Regions from separate parts of the Homo sapiens genome. Here all the other regions are linked to region 1. Evidence: chromatin loops called from intact Hi-C (ENCODE). Cell type or tissue: mammary epithelial cell. All regions are shown on one strand.

Region 1 (2,500 bases):
TTGAAGCCGAGAGGCAGAGGTTGCAGTGAGCCGAGATCATGCCATTGCACTCCAGCCTGGGCAACAGAGCAAGACTCCATCTCAAAGAAAAAAAAAAAAAGAGGGGGGAGAAAAAAAAGAAGCACCATCTGAATAATATGCCATCGGAACATTCTTTTGCAGTGCTGGCGTGGGACGGACAGGAACATTCATTGCCCTGGACAGGCTCTTGCAGCACATTCGGGATCATGAGTTTGTTGACATCTTAGGGCTGGTGTCAGAAATGAGGTCATACCGGATGTCTATGGTACAGACAGAGGTAGGAACATAATCTATATGTATTTTTAAATTTTCCCTGGACTGAAAAACTTACCATTATTCAATGATATGCTTCAAAACAATTCTCTCAAACTTCTTTGTATCTTTCTTTCCCATTTTCTTATTGTATATGTTCAAACTGCTTTGAGGCATAAAAGAAATAGACACTAGCCTCCAGAAATCCATTCGACATATAGTGATTATACTTTTATTGGCATCATAATTCAGAGTGCATGGGTAGATTCGTAAGAGTAAAACCTCTTTGAACAGACTCAGAGTCAATTGCAGATAACAGCCATCCTGGGTAAATGCCACCAAATAGAGACTGTTGAACTGGTGAAATTTGATTTATATTTGAAATGTTGGATTTGATTCAATACATTTGTCATTAGTTTATCCTCCGTGTGACTCTATCCCAATTCACTTTTGATGATGATTAGAAGTTGGATTTGAGCTTTCTGTCCCTTTTATGATTTTAAAGATTCCCAGTCCCCAACCTACCAGCATTGCCAGTTCCCTTCATCTCAATGATGAAGATTTATTATTTTAACAACATGGAAGCATCCCCTGAAATATCCAACAGTGTTACGTGCTCCGTCTTCCTCCTCTTCTCCCGAGTCCTCCCTCCCTGAAAGCCTGAGGATGCACTTAGTCTGGAGCGACAACCCAAGGCAACGCCGGCAGACAGCACCGCCTGCCTCAGAGCAGCCGTGGGTGTGTACCCTTGTGGGCGCAAAAACCCAAGTACAACAGCTTGTTCATAAGCCTCATCACCCAGCCATACTCGCGACTTCTTAGCTTCGGTCTTACAATAATCCTTTTTCTCAAAGAGTATGTGTGGGTGGAGCGCTTGGGTAGAACACAACCTGGCCCGACCTGTAATCAGGGTATTTTTAAAATGCTTTGGTCTTCCTCATGCTTTTCCTACCCAGCACCACTAGATGTCAGTATCACTTCAAAAGCCTAGAGTAATGGCGGCCGTCTCAGCTGTTTCTGCTTTCCCACTCCTTTTACTTTTCTTTCCTCCTACCTCCCCATTCTTGTCTGACCAATTTTTGGCAAGGCTGTTTCAATACATTCATTTCTGAACTACAGCAGGATCATACCACTTGGGAAAGAGTTATCCTCGTTAATATTCAGACCTCTCATTGATAATTAGGAAGCAAGTCCAATTGGTTTCCTCACTTGGTTTCAATCATGCTGCCTAGTAATTTAGTGTGGTGGGGACATCAGTATCACTTTTTAATCATAAGTTTAAAATGTCTGGTTTCCCAGAGGAGTCCACTGTCTGGTGAGTAAACAGTGCTTTATTAATCGGTCCATATTTTTGGCTTTTACTTCCATAAATTTGCACCTTGATATGTGATTAAAAATCCACGTTATGTATATGAATCACCAAGCTTCAAAGAGCCACACCTTATTTTAAGTATTTTGCATTTAATGAATTGTCTCCTCAATTTACTTAATTCATACCTTTTACAACTTCATAGATTTTGGGGCCTGGCGTAGTGGCTCACAGCTGTAATCCCAGCACTTTAGGAGGCTGAGGCGTGCGGATCACCTGAGGTCAGAAGTTGGAGACCAGCCTGGCCAACATGGTGAAACCCCGTTTCTACTAAAAATATTAAAAAATTAGCCTGGCCTGGTGATGGGCACCTGTAATCCCAGCTACTCGGGAGGCTGAGGCAAGAGAGTTGCTTGAACCCAGGAGACGGAGGTTGCAATGAGCTGACATGGTGCCACTGCACTCCAGCCTGGGCGACAGAGTGAGACTCCATCTCAAAAAAAACAAAAAAAACTTAGTAGATTTTAATTATGGCCTGTTTGCTTTTGACTTTTCTCCAACTACAGATTCTTAATCTCTTTCACATGACACATCCTCCATCCCATTTTTAGGGTCATTATCTTTCTTTGGGTGGTTATCAAGCAGCCACCATGTCGCTTTCTGCAAAGCCAAGAAAACGTTTTGTTTTCTCCCTAAATGTTTTACCCTAAATTTTGGTTGTTTTATTTGTTTATGCCAGCATTTTATGTTGATATCTCCGCGGACACAGCCTTTTTAAAGTACAGTATCCCCATCCTGGCCAACATAGTGAAACCCCTTCTCTACTAAAAATACAAAAATTAGCTGGGCGTGGTGGCACACGCCTGTAGTCCCAGCTACTCGGGAGGCTGAGGCAGGAGAATCGCTGGAACCTGGGAG
Region 2 (2,500 bases), 58 kb before region 1:
AATAATTCTTTATATTATGACATACAGCTGGAAAGTGACTGTGTAGCATACAACTGGAAAGTGACTGTGTAACACAAAACACATCTTCTACATTCAAAAATTGACCATTTATTGCGGTATACATTTAGTTTCTGATACTTATAGGGAAACTCGAAGACAGTATCCTAAAATCTGCCACAGACAATGGAGGATGGATTGACACAAAGTTGTGTGATAGACCTTTAGAGACAGTATGACCGAAAGAGTGGCAACCCAAAACTAAATGCATAATTTCAATATGTAATTTTCACAGCAGAGATTTTATAATTTTCATATTTCAAAAATTAAGTTTATCTAATGGCAATAAAAGTGTTTTCCACATAGTTAATGCAATTTAGTGACATCATTTTTTAAGATGTCTGCTAATTTTTGTGTCTGAATTTGTTCATAACAGTCTCAAGCCATCTCTGTTATTACATGTGTTCATATTAGCAGCTGTAAGTAAAGACTAATTCGTGGTTGTTTTATTAGTAGCTTAAATACCATGGGTAGTATTGTTGGCAGTGATGTACTTTTAGAAAAATTTTAGAAAATCTAAAAAACAAAAAATACGATCTTTCCTCAATTTACCCAGTAATTGCATTTCTCCAGAACTCAATGCATAGGTCACTGAGTCTTAAATTTCTTTGTCTCCTATTTGCCAAGACAAAAGCTAAGTTTTTGTGCTGAAATACTTTAAAATTGTATAGGTAATTTGGAAATATGTGATGTGTTGATTAGACACTATGGAAGTAAAAATTATAATATTGAATAATTTATAATTTTAAATACTATCTTAATTGGATTTAAATATGCCTTTTCATGACAACTTTCTTCTAAATTATTTTACTTAATTTCTTTTTAAAAACTTTCAATATTATGTAGCAAAGTACTTGCAATTTACACTTATGGTGGATTTTCTCTGGTATGACATTTGAAAGTCATGTGGGATGTGGGACATGGGACAATTTGTCTTTTGGTGTCCTCTTAATAATTCCAGGACGGCTAGCATTTCTAAGTCCTGACCACAAAAGAACAGCTAATTCCCTCTGCTGTGACTAATAAAAACATTCCTCCAAACTTTCAAACACCCTCAAGGGGGCACTAGTGCCCCAATTGAGGATCAAGGGTTGTCTCTTACCTTTCCTGCACTGAAGGCAATCTGCTCTTCCTCCCTTGTGGTCTATACTTAAATTCTACGAATGTGGAGAGCACCAACTTCCAACTTTGCATAATCTTTCTATTAAGAAAAAAGTTGCCTGTCTACCAATTCCAGCCATTATCTCTGACTCTGACCTCTGTGGGTGTAAAGGGCCGTTCAAAAACTCATTTCCAGGTAACTGTAATTACTTGAAGATTGAGCTCATATTCCCAATGTCTTCCTTTTTCCAAGCTTTACTAATACAGGAAGCTATTAAGTGTTTCTCAGGTCCTAGCAGCTTTCTCCAACTCATTTGGTTTTTCAGTCTCCCTTAAAATTTAAGTTCAGAGGTGGTCTTATCAAAGTAGCATTTAGTGGGCCTATTGGATACTTCACTGAAATTTCTATGTGACATCATGGTCGAAGGTGCCTCAGGAATATGAGTCAAAGTCATGAACTAGTACAACTGTATCTACATAGGACTGTGAGTTAAAACCATGATAGTTTCCCAAACTTATCAAAATGTTTGGAGTCTCCATGTCTCCCTGATAATAGAATGGACTATGTAAACCAGCTTGGAAAATTTATTTAAACTTTACAAGAAGGAAAGTTGAGTTTTCATGGAAATTATTTCTAGTTAATGTAACCCTTAGGATCAATAACCTTTTTCTTATTGGTATCTTAAATATCAAATGGAATATTGTTTCTATCTTATTCCTCTCTGTAGACAAGACAATCTTTTTATGATGTGCCTTTCTTATTTTCTTGAAAACATATAATGTTGGTTTTTATCCTTTAGTCAAAAGATCTGTTCTACTAATCATGTTATTGTGTATATAAGCCCTTTCCATTTTATATAACACAATGCCTGAACACCTATAACTGCTTAACAGATACTGTTGAATGAATTGAAATTGCGGACCTCAAAGTTGAACATAGTATTGCAGTTAATATTTAATCGGAACAAGTTTAACCTTTCAGAGAAGTGAAATAATATCTTGCTTTAGTAGTACCTGAATTGCAGGTTTTGTGTGTGTTTGTGTGTGTTTTTTACAGAACTTTCATTCTAGTTGTTTTATGTTTCTTCCCAGCATTCATTTTGATATATATAGAAGTCATAGTCATTCTCCTTTAAAGAAAAATACAACTTTGGCACAGATTTTTCAGAGCATGTTTGAATCAGAATGCCATTGTTAAAGCTGGGGCCGTAACTGGTTGGGCTAACCTGCAGTTCAATTTATCTATAATAGAGGCCTCTTTAGAATGCCTCTGAATGACTCCTGTGTCATGGAGGGTAGGTTCTACCTCTATAGAAAGAAACCAAACTACCAATGAGTCCAG
Region 3 (2,500 bases), 180 kb after region 1:
CGGGTAGTGAGGCTAAAATTAAAGAAAGTCACCAGGTTGTGAAAAGCCTGAAAAGGAAACCTTTGTTAGCAGTTTTTAAAGCAATGGACTGACATCATCTGAACTCAGCTTTAGCAAGACTGATCTGAAAGTAGTAATTAACATGAATTGAAGTAGGACAGAGGCAGATACAGAGACATTCAGGAGGGAATAGCTTAAGAAAATGGTCATATAGCCTTGAAACAGTGAAAAACTGAACAGAAGGGGCAAAGGCGAGGGTTAACTTTAATGTGAAAGCAGCAAAATCTGGCAATCAGTTGCATATGGCAGGTAAAGGAGAAGGGGGGTCATGGATGTGTTCTTCTAATGGGCTAGAAATTCTCCGTAGGATTGCACTGCACTCCAGCCTGGGTAACAGAACAAGACTGTCTCTTAAAAAAAAAAAGAAAAGAAAAAGAAAAGAAATTCTTCCTAGAACTGAACTATTTTTGTGGCTAACTCATTACAAAGAATTCTTTGTGGCAGTATTGAGAGCTAATTTCAATACAAAAGAAAGGGGAAGGCCGGGGGCGGTGGCTCATGCCTGTAATCACAGCACTTTGGGAGGCCGAGGTGGGTGGATCACGAGGTCAGGAGATCGAGACCATCCTGGCTAATGCGGTGAAACCCCGTCTCTACTAAAAATACAAAAAATTAGCAGGGCATAGTGGCGGGCGCCCGTAGTCTTCATTTGTACCACCCTAATGAGCATATGGGGAACCACTGAAGAGTTTTAAGCAAGGTAGTTAACATGATTAGCAGTGAGAGACGGAAGAGGAGAGTGCTCTATCAGCCATTTGCTGACTCAAAAAGATTTAATGACTGTTGACATATAGGTGGGGCAGAAAGGTGGGTAAGAAAAAGAGTCCAGGAAAAATTCAGATTTCTAAGGTTGTCATTTGGATAAAAGTCACTCCAAGTAGAGAGACAGAAAGAGATGAGGGGGCCAGAGTAAAAGCAAGAAATTAATTTTGGGAAATGTGAAGTCTGAGGGGCCTGTGTGATATTCAGCTTCAGTCATAAATAGAGTTAGAGTTCCCAAGAAAGGCATCACCTGAAGAACTGAGAGTAACTGTTCTAAACGAAACACTGAGGTTCCCTAGAAAGAGAATGAAACTTAGGCTGTAACATGAAATGAGATGAAGGCTAAGAAAATAATTCCAGAAAATCCAGAAACTTTTCAACTTGTGAGTGTTCTGAGAATACACAAAACCATGAACTGAGGCACAAAATAAATAAATAAATAAATAAAGCATTGGCTCTCACTGCTGCCAACAGATGGTGCTAGAACTTACTTGAGAGTTTCACTTAGGAAGAATTTTGGATACCTATTCCATCCCAAGTAGCAGAGCTTCTGAATCAACATCTAAGTGTAGATGGGTAACAAAGCAGAGGTAGATGTTAACCAGGAAAGAACAGCACCACCACAGGAGCCAAAGGAAGAGAATATTCTTTTTATTTAAAAGAAGGCAAAAATCATTACAAACATACATTCATTCAGCAAATAGACGGGTCTACAAAGTACCAGAAACCCTAAATGGTAAAAATTCATAGTGAACGAGACACAGTTTATGTCCTCAAAGAGTTTACAGGTAAATGCTACAGCAAAATCAAGTAAAAACTAAACATTTTCCTTTTGGTTTAGCTTTTAGAAGATGGCAGATGACCTACAGACATAAGCTCAGCATCAGACCACAGTGGGCTCGCTGATGTAGGAGAAGTGAAGAGGAAACCATAGACATTAAGCTTCTCTTCAAGAATCTTAGGTGGAAACAAGACAGAAATAAGGCAGCAGCAAAAGGATGTTAAGAGACTATGTTCCATATATGCAGAATACCTCACCAAGACACACCTGAACTCCAAGAGCTTACTATATACACACTTGGACATAGGTACATATAAGAGAGAGAAGAATCACATTTTAAACTGACTCCATAATACATTTTGCAATAGAGGCCTGAATTATTAAAATTACATTCTAATGTTATTAATTGTGATTATTAATGGTTCTTTTACTATGCTCTGGTTTAAGTCAAGTTGAAAATTAGAAGGCAATCATGAAGCCACAAAATTTCAATCATCCTCAGAAGAAGGAGGAAATGAATGGGGATACCCTGGTATTAAACATATGCACAGGACCAAATTATGTGTTAAAGGGAGATAGATACATGAAATATTTTAGAACTGTGTTTATCAGCCCCTTCAAGAGACTATGGAGAGAGATTTAAGAAAAAAAAAAAGCATTGGGGATAAGAAGAGAGACATGATGCAGCAGAAGCAAGTAAGTATTCTAAGTACAAGTACTTATTAGAAAGAATAATGTGATATTAACAAGTCTAGCTGACATAGTCTGCATCAGTTTTATCATTCCAGCAAATAATCTCAGGACAACATTATTTTGACAGCATATGACATGAATCAAATGCATATCATAGGAAGAAGAAAGAAGTTCCTATCTGTGTCTAGTAAACAGAGTGACAAG

What was found. Hi-C counts contacts between places; a loop is a spot of excess contacts. Peaks named below come from ENCODE experiments on the same cell type or tissue, not always from the same donor. Only the 100,000 strongest peaks of a DNase experiment are listed, where the experiment ranks them.
Region 2: a loop joins it to region 1, with 7 times the contacts of the local background. A loop is called at or near these places in 66 of 110 quality-filtered maps.
Region 3: a loop joins it to region 1, with 10 times the contacts of the local background. A loop is called at or near these places in 51 of 110 quality-filtered maps.

The regions. Positions count from the first base shown.
Region 1 is chr12:15,589,293-15,591,792 of GRCh38, forward strand. It overlaps PTPRO (protein tyrosine phosphatase receptor type O), which reads left to right. Exons shown (of 27, transcript NM_030667.3): 25 at 163-298. Among named protein-coding and RNA genes, the nearest start is that of EPS8, 200 kb to the right of the region's middle. RefSeq lists enhancers at 928-977, 1,258-1,317. In mammary epithelial cell, a CTCF peak has its summit at 1,238 (motif pointing right); a DNase peak (open chromatin) is centred at 1,199; H3K4me3 peaks cover 308 bases; H3K27ac peaks cover 227 bases.
Region 2 is chr12:15,531,460-15,533,959 of GRCh38, forward strand. All of the region lies in intron 12 of PTPRO (protein tyrosine phosphatase receptor type O), which reads left to right. Among named protein-coding and RNA genes, the nearest start is that of PTPRO, 210 kb to the left of the region's middle. In mammary epithelial cell, a CTCF peak has its summit at 1,118 (motif pointing right); a DNase peak (open chromatin) is centred at 1,122.
Region 3 is chr12:15,771,303-15,773,802 of GRCh38, forward strand. All of the region lies in intron 1 of EPS8 (EGFR pathway substrate 8, signaling adaptor), which reads right to left. Among named protein-coding and RNA genes, the nearest start is that of EPS8, 17 kb to the right of the region's middle. In mammary epithelial cell, a CTCF peak has its summit at 1,292 (motif pointing right); no DNase peak of the experiment used is centred here.